3 separate regions of the Mus musculus genome follow, and regions 1 and 2 are each linked to region 3. A link is a loop called in an ENCODE intact Hi-C map of the cell type or tissue named here. Cell type or tissue: left cerebral cortex. All regions are shown on one strand.

What was found. Peaks named below come from ENCODE experiments on the same cell type or tissue, not always from the same donor. Only the 100,000 strongest peaks of a DNase experiment are listed, where the experiment ranks them.
Region 1: it touches region 3 in a loop (2.3-fold over the local background); 11 of 42 quality-filtered maps call a loop at or near these places.
Region 2: a loop joins it to region 3, with 3 times the contacts of the local background. A loop is called at or near these places in 29 of 42 quality-filtered maps.

What each region holds. Positions count from the first base shown.
Region 1 is chr16:91,798,629-91,806,628 of GRCm38, forward strand. Itsn1 (intersectin 1 (SH3 domain protein 1A)) reads left to right here. Exons shown (of 39, transcript NM_010587.2): 6 at 2,899-3,078; 7 at 4,407-4,503; 8 at 7,465-7,565. Among named protein-coding and RNA genes, the nearest start is that of Itsn1, 73 kb to the left of the region's middle. In left cerebral cortex, no CTCF peak of the experiment used is centred here; a DNase peak (open chromatin) is centred at 15.
Region 2 is chr16:91,901,937-91,909,936 of GRCm38, forward strand. Itsn1 (intersectin 1 (SH3 domain protein 1A)) reads left to right here. Exons shown (of 39, transcript NM_010587.2): 34 at 3,351-3,563; 35 at 4,822-4,943; 36 at 6,467-6,549; 37 at 6,830-6,913; 38 at 7,269-7,442. It overlaps Gm52262 (a long non-coding RNA gene), which reads right to left and starts at 2,322. Exons shown (of 3, transcript XR_003951963.1): 1 at 1,795-2,322; 2 at 429-640. In left cerebral cortex, no CTCF peak of the experiment used is centred here; DNase peaks (open chromatin) are centred at 3,423, 4,300, 4,995, 5,434 and 2 more places.
Region 3 is chr16:91,726,058-91,734,057 of GRCm38, forward strand. Cryzl1 (crystallin, zeta (quinone reductase)-like 1) reads right to left here and starts at 2,745. Exons shown (of 13, transcript NM_133679.2): 1 at 2,501-2,745. Itsn1 (intersectin 1 (SH3 domain protein 1A)) reads left to right here and starts at 3,314. Exons shown (of 39, transcript NM_010587.2): 1 at 3,314-3,542. It overlaps Gm46543 (a long non-coding RNA gene), which reads left to right. Exons shown (of 3, transcript XR_001781880.2): 3 at 2,462-2,524. In left cerebral cortex, CTCF peaks have their summits at 621 (motif pointing right) and 3,187; DNase peaks (open chromatin) are centred at 2,683, 3,182, 4,071, 4,402 and 1 more place; H3K4me3 peaks cover 3,992 bases; H3K27ac peaks cover 2,612 bases.

The DNA.
Region 1 (8,000 bases), 73 kb after region 3:
TCCACACATGCATAAACATAGGGAAGAACTGTAGAAAGGAAAACAAGTAAAATAGAAATGAATGTGTTGTCACAGTGCAGGAGGCAGAAGGTAGAACATTGTCTATCTGGTGTAACTGAGAAAGAGAGGAAACAAATTAGTCCGTCACCATTCCTAAGAAACTAGATCCAGCTAGTCTGAGCACTGTGTGCCTGAAAGACAGGTACTGCACACAGGGGCTGCAGAAGACCTGAGAGATCTGGAACAGTCTGCTTTCCAGAGCCCCCTGCTCCCACTGACTTACCTGCTGTGGGGGTTCTGGGTTTGATCTCTGGTGTCACAGGGGAAAAGAAAAAGGAAGGAAGGAAGGAAGGAAGGAAGGAAGGAAGGAAGGAAGGAAGGAAGAAAGAAAGAAAGAAAGAAAGAAAGAAAGAAAGAAAGAAAGAAAGAAAGAAAGAAAGAAAGAAACCCGACCCCCAGCTTACCCAGATGCTTTCTGGGCACAAGCCCATAGCAAGGTGAAGTAAATGGGAGGCGAGACAGAGGTGAGCATCAAGGCCCTGAGGGGAGGAGGAGACGGGAGAGAGGGGGTGGTGGGTGGGTGGGGGCACAGAAAGCAGGGCCCAAGTACAAACAAGCAACAGAGCGTCATCCCACACCAAGTTATTATAGAAAACCACTGTACAGCCAAGGCTACTCCACCCCAGTGGACAGTGATGCCACCATTTCAATCAAGCCACAGGGTGCTGTGGACCTGATCCAGGGCTTCAGAGACCAACTTAAACCCAAGACTTAAATAACCCAGAAGCTTCAATTGGCCAGAAGCAGGGAGGCAGGATTCAGCAAAGAATGAACATCAAACTTTTATTCTAAAAACAAAGACAAAACTAGAAGCAACGCCAGAGATATTATTCTGAAGAGAAATAAAACCTTTTTTAAAATAGAAGAAATGAAACAGTAGATATAAAAAGGCTAGAGAAAGTGACAGATAAAGAGTTGGACTGGAATTCATGAAGAATCTCCCTCCAGGGAGCAGAGCAACTGTACAGCAAATTCAGGACCATTATCTTGAAGTGGAAGGTTTGAAAGAGTGTGCCCAAGAGTACCGACCTGAAAAGACTACCCTAAAGTATATTCCACTTTAAACGTATCGGAGCACATGGAAGAAGAAATGATGTAGTTCTGAAGAAAATAGAGCAGCTTCAGATGTTGACCACAGTGTTTTGTTGCAAAAGAAAATTGAGTGACCTGTTTAATAGTCTTAGGGAAAGACTGAGGCAAGGATTTTAATATCCTGAAAAACTAATTTTCAAATGGAGCACAGACAAACTTTACCAATTTGTAGGGTCTCAAGGGGTACCTGTTATTTCTACTGTCTATTTATCTGTCCACCTGTCCATGTGTTCTGTCTATTCATCTTTCTATCCATCTTTTTTCCCTGTCCACTGAAAAGGTCTAGAAATAATGGTTGATCCCAGCAACAGTGGCATTCCAGATTGTGGACTAGAAATAGCATTTCCTGCTATAGGAAACCAGAATTTCTTGGAAAAAAATCTGATTCTAGGCCTGAAATATGAGCCATTCATGATGAACTTAGAAGGTGTGTCCTTTGATAGTGGTCAGCTCAGAACTGTGAAGGAACAGTAGAACAGTAATGGACAGACCGCCCTGGAGAAGCTGTGCTGCCCAGAGAAGGCAGTCACCAATGATGTGCACTTGGCCAGTTAGGGTATTCTCACAGCAGTGGGCTGGGCTTGATCCTCCTGCCTCTAACCGTGCGCTAGGATTACAGGCATGTACCACTACTGTTGGCTATACGTTACAAGAATATTTTGCCTTAGGAAAATCATGCAGCTGTTAAAGTCGAGTTAAATATAAAAAGATAAGAGCATTTGTTTTAGCTCCAACTTCTTTTGTTGGTTGGAACGCATTCATAAAGATTTATTTCTCTCATTAAATATTTGGTTACTCCCCGCTATCATATATTTTGGAGAGGCAGGTAAAATGACTGATTTGTTACTTTCCTTTATATTTAGCACCTTTTTCTTTTCTTTTTTTTTGTGAAATTTATTATGTTTTAAGAACTTGTAAATAAAATAGCATGCAGAAATTAACTAGACCCAAAGTCTATACAGTACATTTGTTGCTTTTGCATTTACCATCATTACTGTTTTGTTTTGTTTTATTTTATTTTATTTTAAACACAATCTTCTGTAGCCCAGGCTGGCCTCAGCCTCTCTCTGTATCGAGGGTGACTTGAATTTCCACGAATCCTCTGGATCAAGGATGGTAGTTCCCTGGAGTTATGGGGTTGTGAGCATGTAACTCCACACGTGGTTGTGTCCTACTGGGTTGCACTCAGGACCTCCTGGGTAGTAGGAAAACACTTTACTGACTGAGCCTCATCTCTGACCCCAATGCTTTTCTTCTCAATCCTCCTCCTGATTAAGTCCTCTCCAAGCTGAGTGTACAGTCTTCTTGCTATTGATCCCTAAGAGAATAGTGTGGGTCACACAGGAAACGTCAATGCTGACAGTGGCCACGTGAGTACCAGAACTCAAGGCCTTGTGATTCTTGACATAAGGTTTTGTATTTTCCAACTGTTTAACGTAAGGGTGTGTGTTTCAGTAATATTTCCTTCCTTCCTTCCTTCCTTCCTTCCTTCCTTCCATTCATTCATTCATTCATTCATTCATTTTGGTGCACTGTTGAGTGTTGAAGCAGATCCGAGTGTATTAGCCAAGCAAGCATGTACATGGGCTGTACTCTGAATCCTCTGACTGTTTTATGTGGGGACATATTGCAGCAGAGACAAGGTTTTCTTCCTCTAGCTGTACCGAGTGTCACCATGCGAGTGTCACCATGCGAGTGTCACCATGCGAGTGACTGGCTGAGTTTGCTGGGGCTTTTCTCTTCCAGGTATAGGAGGGATTGCTAGCATGCCACCACTCACAGCTGTTGCTCCTGTGCCAATGGGCTCCATTCCAGTTGTTGGAATGTCTCCACCCTTAGTATCTTCTGTCCCTCCAGCAGCAGTGCCTCCCCTGGCTAACGGGGCTCCTCCCGTCATACAGCCTCTGCCTGCGTTTGCGCATCCTGGTACGTGCCTACGTTTCTCTGGTTAAATGTGTTTTGCCACTGTCTAGTTACCACAGACAAAGGGATGGTAAATCTCTATTTGAGTTCTCCTTTCCACCCAGCGTATGACATGACGCGTGCTAAGACTGAAAGGAAAGAAAATAAATGTCATTGTGGAACAGACAGAGAAACCCAGTGGTGAGAGCCAAGAGCTGACTCGCCTTCCAAGGGCCCAATAAGAGCAGCAGCGATGGGCAGTATTTGAACATTCCGTATTTTCATTCATCAGTTACTTCTATTCTTTAACTTCCATGAGTTAGTTGCTAATACACCAGCCACAGAATAGAATTCCACAGTGAGGAAAACCGAGCAGTGTTGAACAGGTAGAACTGGGCAGAGTGGGAAAGAGAGGCAACTAAGTGGCCAAATAGATTAAGCTCACACCGTTAACACTTGCTTAATTGAAGGAACGGATGTAGTTATTTTGGATTCTGGTTTAGCTAATTTCATTTTGAAACTTTATTCAAAGTCTTTTCCTATAATTAAAGCATCAACTATAACTATAGATAGCCTTGGCCTAACAAATCATACCGAATATATAGAAGAATGGGATTCTTTCTAAAAAGCTCTTTGGATATCTGAGCAAATTCAGTAGTACCAGCAGCATAGGCTTTACCGTTAGATCTGTGTCACTATTGCTGTACCTGAGCAGCCTGCACTTAGCATGCGTGTGTGTTCCCAGTGAGAGGAGGAGTCTAATACGCCTCATCTGTCTGTCCGTTGCAAGTTCTAAATGTAAGGCTGCACATGATAGCAGCCAACATCGTTCATGTAACTGTCCCAGTGGTGTGAGCAAACCCACACACTTGTTCTCTTTTGTGCTGTGGCAAGGTCGAGGGGAGAGGCTATGGCTAGGGTCTCATCAGGTCAGATGGGAATCACACACAGATCTGCTCCTCCCTAGCATTACAAGGCATCTGGCCAAGACTGGGAAGCCTGTGACTTCTTGGCTGCTACATCTGGAACTAATATTTTAGCTCCTTTGATGGTAAGAAAATGCCATCTTACTTGGAACAGTACCTACAAAATGTGATACTAAATGTTCAGTGAAGAGTAAAATTTTATGGATGTCAGCCTTATGCTCAGTCAGGTGATTCTTAGCAGAGCAAATAAATCTAGGAGTGTTTTATTTTGGCAAGAAGACAGGGTATGGGGTAGTGGCTGTGACTCCGTGCTAGGGGAAGGAGGGGCCACTGCTTCAGAGTTATGACTTCATGTCTAGATGTTTGAACTAAGGGACGTTTCTTAATTTTATAGAATTAAAACTAATCAATGTTTTATTTTTATAGCAGCCACATTGCCAAAGAGTTCTTCCTTCAGCAGATCTGGTCCAGGGTCACAATTAAACACTAAGTTACAGAAGGCACAATCATTCGATGTCGCCAGGTAAGACTGCTTGGTTTTTATTTTTAAATTTATTTATTTTTTTGTATATGAATACACTGCAGCTGTCTTCAGACACACCAGAAGAGGGCATCAGATCCTATTACAGATGGTTCTGAGCCACCATGTGGTTGCTGGGACCTGCAACCACATGGAAGAGCAGGACCTGGAAGAGCAGACAGTGAGTGCTCTTAACTGCTGAGCTATCTCTCCAGCAAGACTGCTTGTTTTTAATGCAGTTACTTAAAGCATTATTTGATTTTCTTTAAATGAATTTTGTCCTTCTTAATTTTCTTAAAGGTTTATTTTATGGTTTTGCTTGCTTGTACCTACATATACACATGTATGTATGTGTACCACATTCCTGACGCCCATGGAGGTCAGTAGAGGGAGCTGGAGCCTCTGGACTTGACGTACCGACACAGTTATGAACCCCTGTGTGACTGCTGGAGATCAAACCCGAGTCCTGCAAGAGCAGCAGTGCTCTAACGCACTGGACCGTCTGTCCAGCCCCAGCCTTTACTTTTACCTTGTTTAATTTTATAGAGTGCTAATAACACCTTTTAAAGTTCTACATAATGTTATTATAACTCATCATTTATTTCTTGAGGATGACAAATGAAGAGCATGCCATTGTCCTAATTTTTTTACAAACAGAATTATGGTAGTACCGGCTGGGTGTACTGCTGAGAGGCAGAAAGAGCATGCCACATGTGAGAGCTGTGCTCAGCAGCAGCACCAGAAAAGAAACACAACTGGACGGACTAGAACAGTCTCTGGGGAGCTAGGAAAGCCAATTAATGATCTTGTATTAATCATTTAAAAGCTTATGAATTTTTTATATGAGATTTGAGCCAAAGTTGGTCTTGCTTTTAATACTGTCATAATCTCACAGTCTGTCTGCCTTAGTGGTAAAATAGTAGTAACCAGATTGTGGTGAACTGCGCCATTCAGATGACTGTCCCCGGTCACATATGTGGCTCACGTTGGAGAGTCTCTACAGTCTCATTTCTTATATGTGACCAACCATAGTTTCATGTTGTCTGTCATATGTTTCTTTTACTCCTTGCTGTTTTCTACAGCTGAGATTTAAGCTCATATTCATGTTAAAATTCCTCCCTATCTCAAACTGGAGTTTCATGTGTTTTTGACTTTTCTCACATGATTTTGAATTCTGCCTTAAAATTGCTTTATAATGCTAGGATGACTAACAGATGGTCAGCAAATATTAAAGTCTTTAGATGGTTGAGTTTTCTACATGTGTAGTGATCTTTTCAATACTGTGAAGTTGTGACGATTTCATAATGGAGCTCCCTAGCTTTCAGGTAAGGTGCTCTTGAGTTTTCAGTCTGCTTCTGCTCGGAGGAATGAGGTAGACAGCTGTTGCTTGATAACACTCTGGAAGAGCGAAGAGTGTCTCTGTGCAACACCCTTTATCTTTGCTGTGCAGGGGCAGATAGTTAGCTTTTAGTCAACAGGCAGGGTTTGGCATTAGCCAAGCATCAGTGAGACAGAATGAGAGAAGTGTTGCAGAAGTACTTACAGCAGCGTCCAGCGTGGTAAGTGTTCTCGTTATGAACTTACGGGAAGTCAGGAAGGTGGAATCTGTTGACTCTCAGGGACTTTACATTGTGAGTGTAACCACATGGACACCACAGGTGTTAATGAATGACAGCGAAAACTTCATTCTGTGCCTAAATCTTGATTTGGTGTGTGACATGATTCTTTGTAAGCATGGAAGGAGAAGACATGTGGAGCCTTACTTATCTGCCTTCCACATGGAATGCCACTTTCCTGTCTTCGTTGTGTTGATGGAGCTACTTGACCAGCCGTGAGACTCTCACAGACTGTCCATGTCAGTGTGATACTTGTGTGGTCTCACTGTTAGCAGGGTTACCTCGGGTCAGTGTTGGAGCTCATTGGCAAGAAGACATCAGTGTTGGATTACAGTCAGGAAAGTGGAGCCCCATGCCGGCTCCACTGCTCTGCCAGGAATTTAAACCTCCCAGCAGGAAATATCCGACTTTATTAAGAAGTGGCTCCCAGGGACAGTAAGGCAGCTCAGAGGGCAAGAGTGTCTGCCTCTAAGTCTGAGGACCTGGGTTCCATTCCCAGAACCCATGGGGCAAACAGAGAGAACCAACTCCTGCTGATTGTCTTCTGGCCTCTACACATGGGTCCATGGGTCATGTCATGTGTGCACTCTCTCTCTCTCTCTCTCTCTCTTCTCTCTCTCTCTCTCTCACACACACACACCCCTCAAGTAGATAAATAAATGGAAAAACAAAAAAGAAATGAGTATATTTTGATAACTTGTTGTAGAGAAAGGTAAATATTTTGAAGTGTACTTTTAAAAAGTCAGTTGTTAGCATTGCTTTTTAACTAAAGGAGAAATTCCTGAATGCTTAGCAAAAACCTGGGCAGTATATAATGCCTCAGCTCTGGGAATATTTTCCATGTGTTACTGGAACCTTTGAATTATTAAATAATATGTAGAATATGAGACGGTCACCTGATTTGTTGTTTTTCTTTATAAAAAAAAGTTTAGCTAGTGTTTTAAAGATTTCCTGTGTGTGTGTCTGTGTCTGTGTCTGTGTCCTGTGAATGCAGATGCTCTCAGAACACCAGGAGAAGGTGTTGGAGCCCATGAGCTGGGTCACAAGGAATTGTGGGCTGTGTGACTTGGGTGCTGGCAGCTGGACCTCTGTCCTGGAAGCAAGCACTCTTAACTGCTGAGCTGTCTCTCCAGCCCCTAATTTACTTCTTGAAAGATGTCTATACTGATGTGTAGAGGCACAATGACTGGCTTAGTGGCAGGACTTTCCCTCGACGGGGCCCTGGGTTTGACCCCAACCCCACCAGGAGAGAAAAGTCAACACCGCCAACCTTAGACAGACATGTTTGAACCCCAGCAATCTGTGCTCACAGTGCACCAACCACCCTCTCCTTCTTCTTTCCCCACAGCGCCCCTCCAGCAGCAGAATGGGCTGTGCCTCAGTCATCAAGGCTGAAATACAGGCAGTTATTCAACAGCCACGACAAAACTATGAGTGGACACTTAACAGGTATTTACAAGCAAAAATATAGTCATTGCTTTAAGTAGAGCTCGTTTCTAGATACCGAGTCAAGAAAGAGTATTTTCCTGATGCCTTGTCTACTTCCTTACTTCTAGGTAGGGTTCATTGTTTCAGCTCTGCTGTGTTTTCAAGTACTGGTAACTCTATCCACATTACCTTATCCCCCACTACTTCTGTCTTCACCCTGTCTCCTGTTGGTAAACTAGAAAACAGGCCTGAACCCTCTTGCACCGGTCAGTGGGACAGCGGTAGAGAAGGAGCTGTGCCCAGGGCGTCCCGAGTCTCTCCAATGTGCCTCTGCTGAAGAGGCTGTTCCCTCGGTCAGACATGGAGGCTGGATGCAGGGTACCGGGTGTGGAAGGAGTGACTCTGCTGTCCTCATTGCCTGCTGCTCATCTCTTTGGATATCATTTTTTTGTCTAT
Region 2 (8,000 bases), 180 kb after region 3:
CAGGGATGTTTTATGAGCTCAAAGCCCAGCCACACCAGCACTCTGGTAAGGAGTGTGGATGAACAATAGGCCACAAGGCATAGGGTAGAGGGCGACCACGCTGGATGAGGCTATGTATGCTCTGAAGGTCTGTAGCCTTGGCCCTGTAGAGCCTCAAGCCAACAAAGCAGAAATGCTGGGTGACAGTACCCACCATAGAAAGCCACCCCAAAGTCTGATTCTTCAGTCAGCAGGCCTTGGGGACCTACGTCTCCATCTTAAGATGTTAAGAACAGTTGGTGGTGTGATAGCTCATACCTGTCTGTGGGCATCTATTCTTTAAAATCTACTTTAATAAGTATACTTAATTGTTTTAACCTCCCTTCTAGCCCACCACCCACCAGAGGTAGTGGAAAGGAAAGGTTAATAGGGCCAAGAAGGATGTGGACCTGTTTAGAAATAGTTCTTTGGAGAAAATCCAGTCTGCGTTGTCAGGATATCAGCAGTTTAGTTCACACGAATCAACAGCAGTAGCTTGATCCACTCGCAAACACCATTCGTGAATCAGCAGAAGATTTCCAGAAGAAATGCAAGGCTCGGCCAGTCGGCCCAAGTCTGTTCTTTCCTGAACACCACCAGAAGTCCTTTGGTACGTTTCTCTCTACAAAGTCACAACAAACAATGATCAGGGAAGAAGACAAGGAGAACCAATGAAGACCGGAATCAGCAAAGCCCAACGAAGACCAGCAAAGAGTGGCAAGGTGAACCAGTGCCACACAGTGTCATCAACTATCTGTTTTGTTATACTTATTCCCTTTGTAAACATCACGTGGGGTCTGCTCTAGCAAAACGTCACACGCCCTTTTCCCAGGCAGCTTCCAGAAAAACACCACATGTCTGTTCTCAGAAAAACATCCTCTCGTAAGACAGAGTCCAGAAAAGCATCACATGACACAACTGAGTCTCCAAAGGAACCAGAAATTTCCACTTCATCTGTCAACAGGCACTTAAGAGTCTAAGGAAGGGCAGCCAGGCGGTGGTGGCTCATGCCTTTAATCCCAGCACTTGGGAGGCAGAGGTAGGAGGATTTCTGAGTTCTAGGCCAGCCTGGTCTACAAAGTGAGTGCCAGGACAGCCAGGGCTACACAGAGAAACCTTGTCTCAAAAAAAAAAAAAAAAAAAAAAAAAAAGTCTAAGGAAGGATGTTTGCTGTGAGCCAGAAGATCGCCTATGCTACAGTGTGAGACCCTTATCTTAAAAAACAGTGGGCTGGAGAGATGGCTCAGAGGTTATAAGCACTGACTGCTCTTCCAGAGGACCTGAGTCCAATTCCCAGCAACCACATGGTGGCTCACAAGCATCTGTAATGGGATCTGATGCCCTCTTCTGGTTGGTGTGTCTGAAGAGAGCAACAGTGTACTCATATATATAAGATATAAAAATAAATCTTTTTTAAAAAACCAGTAAAATACTAAGAATAAAGAAATTCTTGTCACTTGATTTTTGTGGCTTATGAACTCTTGGTAACCAGGTTACTGTCCTTTGTTGGTTGGCCTTTTTAGCTATTGTAACCAGCCCATGTCTTCATGGCACTCACAGGAATTCGAAGGGAGCATGCTGGCTCCTACTGCAGTGTGGACCATGTTTGGCTTGGTATTAAACACACAGAACTGATTAAGTTTCAGATAAACGACTCAATAACCCAGTCTCTGGTCCCAATTTTTCTGTCTTAGTTTAGGGTTTCCATTGCTGTGAACAGACACCATGACCAAAGCAACTCTTATAAAGGACAACATTTAATTGGGGCTGACTTACAGGTTCAGAGATTCAGTCCATTATCAGCAAGGCAAGATACATGGTGGTGTCCCGACAAGCATAATGCTGGAGAAGGAGCTGAGAGTTCTACCTTCTGAAGAGAACCAGAAGACTGGATCACACTGGCTAGACTTAAGCATATATATGAGACCTCAAAGCCCCGCCTCCACAGTGGCACACTTCCGCTAACTAGGGTACACCTTCTTAAAGCCCCGCCTCCACAGTGACATACTTCTGCTAACTAGGGTCTTCTCAAAGCCCCGCCTCCACAGTGACGTACTTCCTCTAACAAGGGTATACACCCCCAATAAGGCCACACCTCCTAATAGTGTCCCTTCCCATGGGCCAAGCATTATTCAAACCACCACGGACATGAGTTGAGTTCCATGGCCTCCTTCCAATGCTTTCCTCAGAGAAGTGTGTGGGTAACTGATCTGGAGAGAGATTTTCCCCTGGAGGCAGCTGGCTATCGTATCACACAAGGTAATGTGGACCAAGGGCAGCTGTGTGGGCAGTTGGAGGCCTTGAAGATCAGACACTTCCTGGTTTCTTGTGCCTGTGCACAGCTGCGGCCCCCTGCCTTCCTGCCTACTGTCAAAAGTGGGGCATTTGCCAAGTCTGTTGGCCTCGGATGAGCTGACTTGACATGACAGCCCCCGGGTAGATGTTGGAACCACATGTCAGCATTCACAGATGCCCTCGCTGTTGGTGAGTGGTGGGAGAGAGCCATGCCCTTCAGGTTCCAAACTAGTAACGGGGTTCGATTAAGCATGCACTGTTGTGTAGGGCTTTGAGGGGGTCAAATGCACCACCGAATTCTGCAGCCCCTCTTGTCCTGGGGCCTGGACGCTGCACCTGGGAAAGTAACATTTGTACAGGAGTCCTGCCTCTTTCCAGAAGCACCGACGACTACCGAGTCTTGTGGGGACTTCCTGTTAGAGCTGGTTCTTGCTACTACTATTCTAGTGCAGTGCCCCACATAGAACAGATAGCTAAGAGGGGAGCTAGCAGTCTCCTTAATTCCTAACTCCTCACTTCTCACTCTCTCTTTTTTTTGGGTTTTTTTTTTTTTTTTTTTTTTTGGTTTTTTGAAACAGGGTTTCTCTGTATAGCCCTGGCTGTCCTGGAACTCACTCTGTAGACCAGGTTAACCTCAAACTCAGAAATCTGCCTGCCTCTGCCTCCCAGGTGCTGGGATTAAAGGTGTGCGCCACCATGCCCGGCTATTCTCATACATCTTAAATGTCCTACCCTTTAATGGTTGAGCTATTTCTCCAGGCCTCCACTTCTCAATAAATGAAAGGGGGAGACATACCACATCCTGCGATTGAAGCAGAGTCCCAGAAGAAAGGCTTGAGAATTTAGCCAAGACTGATTTGGGTACCTGGAATCCTAGAACCTTTCTTGGCTCCAGAAGCTGCTGCCAGGGCTCTTTAGAGCCGTTCTTGTTTGTATGTAGGATTCAGTCCTACTAAGGGCCCAACATTTGACTCTGATGAACCCCAACAGAGAAACAAACACATCTCGCCTTCTTCCTGTCTGGTTGTCTTTTCTAGCAACTGGTGTTCAATTCAGTGACCAACTGCTTGGGACCACGCAAGTTTCTGCACAGCGGGAAGCTCTACAAGGCCAAGAGCAACAAAGAACTGTATGGCTTCCTCTTCAACGACTTCCTCCTGCTGACCCAAATCACAAAGCCCTTAGGCTCTTCCGGCACCGACAAAGTCTTCAGCCCCAAATCTAACCTTCAGTATAAAATGTACAAAACGGTAAGGTTTATGTAGCTCGTGGAAAGAGGGGTCTCTAAAAGATGCCCGTTACAGAAGGGTTTGGGACTGCAGGGTGGAGAGAGCAAAGGGGAGGAGCTGAGAGACTAATGGGAGGAGCTAAAAAAAGGAAAAGGGGAGGACCAAGATAGAATAAGGGGAGGGGCTAAGATAAGGCAAGGGGAGGAGCTGGGTTAAAGGGAGGAGCTAAGATAGGGCAAGAGGAGAAGCCAGGATAGAGTAAGGGGAGGAGCTAAAATAGAGTAACCCGAACAGGCAGAGTAGAGGACTGTCCATGTCCCACACCTTGGTTCCCAGTAACACACAATCAATCCTATAGGGGACCTCACATGACAAAAACATGCGTTACTCCATACAAGTGAGCCGACATCATGGCCAGTCCAAGCACCCAAGCACCACTGCTCCTTCCACTCTGCCCCAGATGCCTTGACAAACGCTCACAGTGGCCTGAAACATCTATACCCTTCCCTTCCGCCACCAATGTGTGGAGGGTTTTTGTTTTTGTTTTTTTAACAGAATGCTAAATCCCGTGTGAGCAGGGTTGTGTTTGTGTGTTGCCACGCCATGTGAGATTTTATTTTCTAATTTCGTCTATGCGTGATGGGGGAGGGGTGTCTTTCCGCAGGGGTTCTCTTAGGAGCAGCCGCTCACTTTATTTTGGGAGATAGTGACAGATGATGTGGACTGCTGCTAGAGCCTTTGTATGAAATTCCTGGAGACACCCTCTTAGGTGTGAAGACTGTTTGCGGTTTAGGACGTAATACAGGGAAGTGGAGCAGTTATTTCTTACTTGTAAGGGTTATATTTGCAAAATGAATATAGCCTGATATAGAAGTCAGTATCACGGGGCTGGAGAGAAGGCTCTGAGGTCAGGAGCGCTTGCTGCTCTTACAGAGGATCTGGGTTCAGTTCCCAAAACTCACATGGCTGCCCACAACCATCTGTAACTCCATCCTCTGGGACCCCCTCCTCTGGCCTCTGTGGACAGTGTCCACACTGCACAGACACAAGCAGGCAAAGCACCCTTACACAATTATTAAAAAGTAGTATTAAGATAAAATCTATATTCTGGTATAGTCGTGTGTGCTAAGCTACAATCACACACCTGCCGTCTAGATTACTGGGTTGCACGCACGCGCGCGCGCGCGCGCGCACACACACACACACACACACACACACACATACACACACACACAGACTCTGCCTTGTTCCTTAATGCCCTTGTATTATGACTTTGCAGCCCATTTTCTTAAATGAGGTTCTAGTAAAATTGCCCACGGACCCTTCTGGAGATGAGCCTATCTTCCACATTTCCCACATCGACCGGGTCTACACCCTCCGAGCAGAGAGCATAAATGAGAGGTAAGCCCCAACCGCTCCCAGGCACTGGGTGAGGACCACTGGTCAGCATGTCCCAGCATCCCCCACTGCAGTGGTATCATCTCTGTGTGGAAGGAAGTAGTATATATACTGTTTTTTTTTTTAAAGAACTTTTCAAAAGTTAGACATCTGGCATGAGTATTCCAAAATAAATGGACTGAAATCAGCTTTGCTGGAGGCTTTTTTTTTTTCTTTTTCTTTTTCTTTTTTTAGAAATATCCAGCAGCCTTTGAGGTATTGAGAGCTGCTTAGACTGGCCTAAGTTTCCCAGGTGGTAGAATCCAACAGGAAGGTGATTTGAGACTAATCCCCGCCCCTCCGCCCCCACCCTCCCCCAGGACGGCAATCTGGGTCTTAGGGTTGCTGGTATTTGCTCCAGTTTTATTTTAGACTGTTCTGGAGCCAAATGAAACAGATCGCTTTTCTGAAGGGTGGGCTTGACACGAGGCCAACAAGCATCCCCAAGAACGTTCCTGCCAGGCAAGAAGATTGGCTAAAGTTACTGTACATATGGCACCCTGAGAAAACCCGCACGCCAAAGCACCTCCTGGCGTGCGCTCCCCACCCCCACCCCCACCCCCAAGTGCGAAGCCTTCTTTCCTTGGGTGATTTTGGAAATAAAGACCCTTCTGTCTTCCTGGGTCCTCCAAGTATATGATGCTTTGCAGTATGGGAGGGCAGGAAGCCACGCGCTCCTCCCTCCTCCAGCCTGGCATTTATCAGGCTTTCTTCATGGACGCAGGGAACGTGAAGGAGATCTTCAGTGTGTTCATTACTTACGGGCAGAGCTGTTACTCAGGTATTGAGTGCCTGCCTCAAATGCGCAGAATTCTGGGTTCGATGCCTAGCACCACGTAAACAAGTTATGGAAGTGTGTGCCTGTAATCTCAGTGCTCAGAAGGTGAGGAGAGGGATAGAAAACCAAGGTCATCCTCAACTACGTAGTGAGTTTATCACCAGCCTGGACTACAGTATATGAGACCCTGTCTCAAAAAACAAACTAACAAATAACAACATCAACAAAAACATACACACAAAATGAAGCAAAAAACTAACAACAATGGCTGCAGCGATGGTTTAGCGGTTAAGAACACTGGCTGCTCTTCCAGAGGTCCTGAGTTCAGTTCCCAGCAACCACGTGGTGGCTCACAACCATCTGTAATGGGATCTGATGCCCTCTTCCTCTGGTGTGTCCGAGGAGAACCACAATGTACTCACATACATAGGATAAATAAATCTTAAAAAAAGAAAAAAGAAAAAAGAAAGAAAGAGAGTAAAACCAACAACAACAAAAAAGCCAAAACAAAACAACAAAACTTCCCTACTGATGGTAGGGGTAATTAATTATTAGCATCATACATTACAGAACCAGTCTTTCTTTTCTGAGCCTTTGCTGTTAAATTCAAATAAACCAAGTAAAAAGAGTCCCGGAGACAGAATTTGAGCAGACCCGAAGCCTGCTCTGTGCGTTCTGTTTGGCAATATTCTGTCTCTTCTCGTCCAAGGACTGCCTGGGTGCAGAAAATCAAGGCGGCGTCTGAGCTCTACATAGAGACGGAGAAAAAGAAGCGAGAGAAGGCGTACCTGGGTATGTGCTGCAGGGCCGGAGACCCTGGGGTGGGAGGGCCATTGAGTCCATCCCAGTGTCTCCGGGGCTGAAACTCGAGCCAGAAGTGGGGCTAGGTGTAAGGCAGGGCGCAGTATAAAGGATGAAGGGCAGATTCCAGGGGCAAGAGACAGGAGGGGGCCTTGCTTTCAAGTGCGGACAGATGCCTCGCATAGATTGTGAGCGTGCTGGAAAGAGAAGGGCATCAAGGCAAATGTGATGTGATAGGAAGCGGTTTTTGTGTTGTTTTCTTGTGGTTTAGTCCGTTCCCAGCGGGCGACCGGTATTGGAAGGTTGATGGTGAACGTGGTAGAAGGCATTGAGCTGAAGCCCTGTCGGTCACATGGTAAGGGCCCATGAATTCCACCCAAGCACTCTAGAATATTCAGGGTTCTCTGCCCTCCCCCACACACTCTTTACCAATTTGACGTCAGTTGTGCAATTTCCTATGTAAATTTCCTGCTGGCATTGGTTTTCCTAGCACTTGTCAAAGATATGCACACATGTAGGTATATAATCATATATATACTATATATATACACGGGGTCTGAAATTGAGTCCCACTAATGGATTTGTTCCTCTTCTGAATGTGATACCAAACTACGGGAGGGTCCACCAGATCTTCCACTTGTGAATCTTGAAGGTGTAGGGGGATCGAAATGAAATGTGTCCCACCTGGCAGGGGCTTTTGTTCACTCTAGGAAAGAGCAACCCGTACTGTGAGGTGACCATGGGCTCTCAGTGCCACATCACCAAGACAATCCAGGACACGCTAAACCCCAAGTGGAATTCTAACTGCCAGTTCTTCATCAGAGACCTGGAGCAGGAGGTTCTCTGCATCACAGTGTTTGAGAGGGACCAGTTCTCGCCTGATGGTAAGTGGAAATGGCCCTGGGGCACCCTTAGTCCGACCCAGCCCGCTCTACCTTCCGGGCACCTTTGGCCCCGCCCTCGGGGCAGCTTGGCACCTCACGCTTTGCCCTCCGGGCACCCTTAGCTTCCCTGCTCTACCATCCCAACACTCTTGGTCCCACCCCGTCGTCATCCCAGTTGAGCAGGGTGCATGCTTCCCCACCTGAGAACCTGACCCCGGCAGTCCCTGGGCTTTTAACCTGAGAGGTTGGCACGGTGCAAGGAGCTGCGGGAGGCAACGGAGTGGATGTGGGCAGGAAGTGCTTGGGCTCGTTGGTTCACTGAACTAGACAGACTGTAGTCATCTGTGCTCCCACACAGGCGAATGAGGGAGGGTATGCCTGGGAACCTCGATGTAGTGCGATTTTTCTGTCCTTGGCTATCATCAAGGATGCCTCAGTAGGTAAAGGCACTTGCTGCCAAACCTGATGATTTGAGCTTGATTGATCCCTAGGACTGATATGGTGGAAGGGGAAACCGACTCCTGTAAGTTGTCCTCCACGAGTGCCATGACATGTACA
Region 3 (8,000 bases):
CCTCACGTAAATGGCGACCTTATCTGCCAGTTCATGATAGGATCCTGAGGAATCATTTAGATGTGGAATACAGATGATAATTTTGATTTTAGTATGAAGGTTTCTGGTGCTCCTCACTCAGCTCAGTAGGCCACGTCCTCTGCTGGGACTGCCATCTCTGTTTGTATTCCATGCCTAACTCAGAAGGCGTGAATTATCCTGCGGCTCTCCTCCTAGTGGCTGCCAGAATTCTCACCTAAACTATACTGCCTTCTTTCAAAACTCTAATAAAAATGTCCTTGAGCTTCCTTACCAGAAGACAAAGAGTTGAAAGAGGAAACAACCTCGTAAAGTATATTATATAAAAACTGGAAGGAAGTCACTTTGTGAAGCATTATACTCTGCCATTGTCTATTTACAGTTCTCAGCACAGTGTTGTCATAGGTCTGCAAAGGCTACAGTAAGCCAACAGTGCAGGGGAGGCTGAGGCCAGCCAGCCTGGACCAGCTACTGAGACAAGAAGAGTCTGCCACAAACACAACCAGGAGACACTGTGTCTGTGGGCTTTCATTCTTTTTTTTTTTTTACTACTTTGAGGCAGTCTCACTAAGTTGTCTAGGCTGGCCCTGAACTGCCCATCCACTGGATGGGAGTCCAGGCCTGCACCACTAGGGGGAATGCCCATGTGTTCTTGGAATGAACCATGTCATTTTCCGAGTTCTCAAGCTTTTCCCAGCCTCCTCCTTGAGGGAGGCACACAAGTGAATCAGGACTCTTTCTGGTCCAGAGGCTCAGGAATCTCCATCAGGTTTGCACCTTTCTTCTTAACATGGAGCAGCATGGAGAACTATAAAATTACCACAATTATTTTACCACAGATGCCAGGCAGCTTTATCTTGGTTTCTTTGAGGTGGGGTCTCTCTATGAAGCCGTGGAACTTGCTCTGTAAACCATGGTGGCCTTGAACTCACAGAGATCTGCCTGCCCCTGCATCTCAAGCACTAGTCAAAGGCATGGGCCACCACCACGCCAGGCCAGGCAGCTGGATCTGTGTCTGCACCCTGCCTGTGTGCCCTGTGCCGTTGGATCACGAGAGGGCTTCAGATCCGCTGGAACTAGTGTAACAGAGGTGGTTACAGTGGCGAGCCCTGGTCCTCTGGGAGAGTACCAAGTGTCCCTACCCTGAGCCAGCTCTCCAGCCTTGGGCGGCTTGATTTTACACGGGGAGCACTGTTTCAAATATGAACACCTCATCTCCTTCTACATGTGGAGACAGAAGCGTGGGTGACATTAATTAGAAAAGCCAGTAATAATTGTACATTGCAGTGGCTGATGCCTAAGATTTACAACTCCCAAGAGACAGGACCCCGCAATAGGACGCAGGCTGCTGCAAGGACTGAGTGAGTATAGTACACAGCGCACACATTACGGAAGTTGGCTTTTTAATAAATATTACTTTCCCTGGTATTCTTGTAAGCTCAGTATCGTATTGTGAAAGTAGTTCTGAACCCATGTACTGAAGCAGCAAAGGGATGTCGCTGGCAATCACATGACTAACACTGCTGAGTTTGTGCAATGGTCTCTTGCATCATCTGGATTCGGAGAGCGGCGAATAGCCACAGGTGGCTACTCCGCACGTGAGTGGCGTGCCCTTAGGATGAGGGTACGAGGGTATGCTGCGAGGGTAAAACGCACAACAGATACACTGTCTCATTTAAATATCTGATTTCTTTAAAGGTTGAAATAATATTTGGATAAGCTGGTTTAAGAGAAACGTAAAATTAATTTCACGTGGTCTCTTCACTGTCCAAATGTGGCTCCCAGGAAATCTAAAAGCGTCTGGGTGCCTAGAACATCTGTCCTGGACAGGCAATGCAAAACTCAGCTACTGTGGACTGGCTATACTTGGCAGTTTGTTTAAAATGCCATATATAGATATATATATATAATTTTTAAAAAGCAAATGCAGACCACCAGGCCCAAATCCAGAATCAGTATCTGCACCTCCTCACGACCCTGGGATAATTCTTTAGTATGGCTCAAGTATGGCCGGCTCAATGAAGCAGGCAATTCCTGACCCAAGGCCCCATTACTGCGAACACCCACCCTTGTTTGCTTTAGGAAACCGCTTACTGGAAATGCAAAGAGAAGGATAAGAAGGGTGACAAGGGAAGTAGTAATAGAGACAGCATCAGAAACAGTGATAGGGAGAAGCTGGGGGCGGGGAGGACTCAACCCAGGAGAAAGGCAGTTCTAGACCTTTGCCTCCATAAACGCGGAGGAAGAAGCAAAGATCAGTCTACAATCAAAACCTAGCCAGGGTCAGGAACTGTCCGTCAAATCTAGTATTACCCGCCCCTCGGCGGCCTCGGCCAAGCTAGGCCTGAGCCAGGGCATCTCTGAGGTCGGCGTGTGATGCGAAGTACCAGTCTCCCCAGGGTTAGACAGCTCCTTCAGGCGTTTCTCCATTTTTCGCCCAAAGTCCCATTTCAGAGACACACATCGTTCTTCCCTGGCTCACCTGGCTCGGAGCAACCTCAACCGCCAGCGCCTTCGCCGCCGCCACCTTCCCAGTCCTTCTGCAGAGAGCCCGCCTTCTTGGGTCCAAACAGTACTGCCATTGGTCAGACTGCCCGTCACTACCGCAGGATGACCGATCTGGGGGAGGCTGTGACGAACGCCATGGCAACTGAACCCGGAACTACATCTCCCAGCATGCTGCTTCCCGTAGAGAGACGAGTCGCCGCCCCAGGGACCACCAATAAATGGGAGAAGTTGGGCGTTGCCAAGATGGGTTCCGTTTTATGCAAATTAGAGTAAAAGGCCACACCCTTCCTCATTCCAACCGTAACCCCTACCATCTTTCTTCAGTCTTTGTGTCTTTCGCCTTTCGTGCCCACGCTCTTTCTGCAAAACCTTCAATTTAGTTGAATGTATCCTAGCTACTGTCGCGCATAGAAAAGAGCAAAGCGCCAAATCGTGAAACAAAATCTCCGCACGCATAGAGCAGAAACCTCTAGTTACGCCTTCAAGGGACGAGACAAGGATGGGAGGGGAAAAAAGTGTGTGTGTGTGGGGGGGTGCTATCCAAACTACTTCATTGGTGTATCTCGTTGTCACTCTGTACACCTCTATTTCCTTTGGCTCCTTTCTTCTTTTTTGCCCACCTAGTGGGCGGAGTCATAGGAGAGAGCGAAGGCGTGGTCTCCGCCGTCCGATTGGCAGGCGGTTATCCCCGCCCATCTATGGGTGGGGCGGAGGGCAGGCTGTGGGCGGAGGGGCGGCGGCGGAGGGAGATGAGGAGTTAGGCGGGAGTGAGGGAGCGAAGGAGCGAAGGAGGGCGAGAGGAGTGGAGCGGCGCGGGGAGGGCGCGCAGCTTGGTTGCTCCGTAGTACGGCGGCTCGCAAGGGAGCATCCCGAGCGGGCTCCGGGACGGCCGGGAGGCAGGCAGGCGGGCGGGCGGGGATGGTGTGCGCGGCTGCGGACTCGGCGTTCCTCCGCGCGGCGTGCGGGCTGCACTGATTTGTGTGAGGGGCGGCCGCGCGCACCCGCCCGGAGATGAGGTGAGGAGCTGACGCGGGCGGCCTGGCGCGCGGGCGGGGGTCGGCGATGGCCGCCCCGGGGTCGGGTCCAGCGGCCGGGCGCGCGTCCCTGCGGCCGCCGTCGCCGCTCCGCCCGGTCTTTCTCATCCTCCCCGGGGGCAGCGGGGCGGGCGGGCCGCGGCGGTGGCGGCCGCGGGACGGGTTCGGGCTGAATGGGCGTCCGCAGCCACGGCCGGCGCTCCCGTGGGGGGCATCGCGGCGGGCGGTCCTTCCACCGCTGACCCCTCTGCCCTCGGCCGCCGGAGGGTGGCGGGCCGACCCGGCCTCCCGGGGATCCCGAGCTCGCGGGAGCCGCATCGCGCCGCCCGCGGGTGCCCCCGGCCTCGAGTCCCCGGCTCATCCTTTTTCTCTAGCGCCTGCTTGGAATACCCTGTCAAGTGAAGGGCGGTCAATGCCGTTTGGGCCGAAGTGGTGCGGCCGGGGCTGGCTCTGATGGCATTTAACAGAAAGCGGCTACCCTTGCAGCGGGCGTGCGTCCCCTTCTCGGCCGCTTCGCCCTCCTTGCGCACGCACTGACTCGGGTGTCTGCTGTGGACCCAGTGCATAATTGCGGTCCCTTCTTGGGGGTGGGGGGGGGCACCAGAAAATGCAATCCGGATTCCCAGAAAGAAAAAAAAGAAAAGAAAGAAAGAAAAGCAAGGAGGAGCTGGCTGGATCTCCCTTCACTTCTGTTTGCCTTTGCTTTGGAAGACAACTTCGCTGATCCTCTTGCCTATGAGCAGTCTTCTATTGTTGTGATTCAGACTACAGGCTTTGCTTTTGAAGGAATAGATTAGTGGCTTCTTGCTGCAGCTTGAGGGTGTAGAGGTATTTGGTAGCATCTTGAATGTGAAAGTTTGCGACTTTGCCCTCATCACTGCTTTTCGGAAAACAGAAGCAACCTGGAAATGTAAATGCATGCAGACTCTGGCCAGATGCGGTTCTTTTGTGTTTATCGGTTGGTATCTTTCTCTTGGTACTTCGTGGTCGGAAACACGGAGGATAAAAAAGAAAAAAAGAGTCTGATAAATAGCATAGATAGTGAAAGCATGGGAACAAATGCCCGTGGAAAATATCAGTTCTATTTTCAGGGAGGCCGGTTTACTAATCCCGCTGAATTGATGAAGAGAAAGGCTTGCTCATGGATTATGTAGTGGACAGGATGTGAGGGCAGGAGCTGGGGCCAGGAGCCCGCAGGCCAGCTGCTTGGCAGGGTGTTTCTCTAAATGCTCCAAACTAGAGGAATGTATTTATTTGTTGGGATACTTTTATTTTTAGAAGATGTTAACGGTGAAGAGTGCAGACGTTTCAGCAACCATTATGGTTACCATTTTTGTTACTTTTTTTTTTTTACACTAGTTTGCTTGAAATATTTTGTATGTGTGTGTGAGTTCCCTTATAACTTAAGAAGTTTTTAAAAAGCAACGTCTTTCTGTAGGAGATATGTAAAGAACTCAGGAAATTATAAAGGATTTAAATTAAGAAGTGAAGGCCACTGATTTGGTGACAGGGCATAGATATTTCTATACACTTTTAAGTGGCTGCAGTAAGGCACCTCTCAGAGAGTATGTGTTTAAAAAAAAAGTGTCTGTCATTGAAATTGCTGAGGATTGTGGTACCGCCACAAAACTATTATTATTCTGCCTGAGTAAGAGAGGAAATGAACACATTTTAATGTACTTTGGAACCCTGTGGATTGTTCAGATGCTGAGCATTGTGAAATAGGGCATAAAATGAGTAGCGGCAAGTTAGTTCCCTGAAATGTTTGTTCCTCAGCATTTTCTTTCTTTGAATCTCTCTCTTTCTCTCTCTCTCTTTCTTTCTTTCTTTTTAATTTTTAAAAAAAGATTTATTTATTTATATGAGTACACTGTAGCTGTTCTGATGGCTGTGAGCCACCGTGTGGTTGCTGGGATTTGAACTCAGGACCTTTGGAAGAGCAGTCAGTGCTCTAACTGCTAAGCCATCTCTCCAGCCCACATCCATCCTTCCTTCCTTCCTTTTTTCCTTTCTTTCTTTCTTTCTTTTGCTGTTGACTAGCAGTTTCTTTTTCCTCTGGGCATTCTTTATCTTTTCCCCAAATAACCTAGATTGAGATACACCCTTAAAACACTTGCAAGAGCTTAAAAGGGAGGCCCTGGTAAATTCCTCTGCCTGTGCTTTTTCTCTTTTGGTGATTGAGCCAAGCCTTGGAGCATGCTAGAGTGTAGCCTAGCACCTAGCTACATCTGCAGCCTCACGTTGTCTTTGTGTGTGGTACTGCTGGCATTAGATCCTGGGGCCTTGTGCTACAGTCTCTAGACTCTCATCCTTTTAATTTGCTCAACCTGTGACTTAAAGAAAATTAATTAATGGAGGTTGGGTTTATGTCAGACTTCTCTTTTTAGTGACTCCCTCCTGAATGGCTCCACTTACTGGCTCCATCTAAGTCTGGCATTCAGATATCTTTACATCAGCTTACCAGGTTTCTGTCTCTCCAGCTCAGTCAGACAATGGGAAGTAGTCAGTATTGTCAATACAGTTTCCAGGAATTTCTCCAAGCCAGAGAGAGAACTTGGAGAACCTTGGCATTGTGCTTTTCTCTCTTACCGAGTGTCTCCTAAGACCGTCTCTGAAGTGGATAGCAAGCTTTTCAAGTAGCAGAGGTTTTACATACTGTGATGAGGGTTTCAGAAGAGCAGAATTGGTGTGGCCTGCCTAGAAACTAAGCCAGTGCCTTTCAGACCGTTGCAGGGTGGATGGGTGAGCCACACTGCCTCCATCCCACTGTTTTGAGTCTTTACCTGCCAAGTTGGTCACATCACAGAGTAGTCACAGCGCTGTGTCCTAGCCAGTTCCCCTAAGCTTGACCAGTGTTGAATGTACAGCCCTTCTGGGTGATGTGCTAGAAAGATGTCTAGTAGATGTTGCCCCTGAGGGCTCAAAATTTAATGTAGAGTCTAATCACGTATCATTTTATAAATGATGATAATCCCAACATAAAGAATCATTTTTAGAAAATATGGACAATACATATGCTTTCCAATTTGACTCTTATGATATACGACCTTTACTCCCTTTTACAGAGTCTACCACAGGGTCCTATAAATTACAGATTTTATGTGGGTGAGCGCTACATGCAATGCCAAGCTCTGAAGAATATGGGACTTCATCACATATTGTTAATGACTTAGATGTAGTTACCAAACCTCTCAGGACCTCAGTTTTGCTAAAAATGGGAAGAATGGCAGTGGACTTTGCATACTTCTATGTTGCCCAGGCTTGCCTCCAAGTGCTGGGGTTTCAAGCATGTGTCACAGTGACCTACACTTAAACGCAGTCAGTTATTAAGCACTAGTTCACACTGACAGGAAGAATTGGAGTGTGTGAGATAGAAAGTTTGCAAGCTGACACTCACGTGGTTTCTGTGCTGCCATACTGTGTGGTCACTTTGTGTAGAGATTCATTGCTTCCTAAAGGAAGTCTCTTGATAATATCTTGGTACTAAATGTATACTTTACTTAATAAACTACCAAGGATTATACATATGATTACAAAATAAATTTCATGCTCACTTTCATCTTAATTGTATTACTTTAGAATTAGTCTTAACCAATTTAGAGTGAATAACTAATAGCCTTTGTATTTTAAAAAGATCACACAGAAATACAGAAAAGCAAGGAAACTATAAAATACCCATAAATCCGTGGCCCAAGCATATATACCAGGCCATTTTTGTGTGTGCTTATGGCTCTTCATGTACAGCTTTTGGTACAAAAAATGGGATCTTGCTGTGCATGTCTGTTTTCCTCCTTCTCTTCCTCCTTCTCTTCTTTCTTCTTCAAAGTCCTATCTAGCCTTGGCTAGCCAGGAGCTTACTAGATTGACCAGGCTGGCTTCTAACTTGCAATGATTCTTTCCCAGCCTTTGACTAAAAGGAACAGTTTAAAAACATACGGACTCCCCATGCCCCCCACATATATACACTAGGACTTGAATCAGGACCACTGAGCCATTTTTCTAGTTTGTTTTCTCTTTCTTTTCATTCTCTTTCTCTCTGTCTCTGTCTCAGGGAGAGGGAGAGAATGTGTCTTGCTGTTGTGACCAGGCTAGCGTCAGTCTTATCGAGATCCTCTTGCCTCTGCTAACCTGGTATTGGAATTCAAGCATGCACTAGCCACAATAGATTATTTTTTAACTTGTTTTCTCAGCATTTAAAAAAACAAACAAAAAAACAAAAACCAAAAACAAAACCCTTCCATGTCTATAATATAAATTTAATAGCTGGATAATATATCACTTTATGGATCTGTGAGAATTTGGCTAGTTTATTAGACATTAGTGTAGTGTGTCATGACAGACTCTCCCTAATAGCATTTCTTTTTAACTTATTTTTGAAATTTTACTAATTTTCATAAAATTTTAAGTAGGTGTTTTGTCCGTAAATATTTTTTTCTAAAC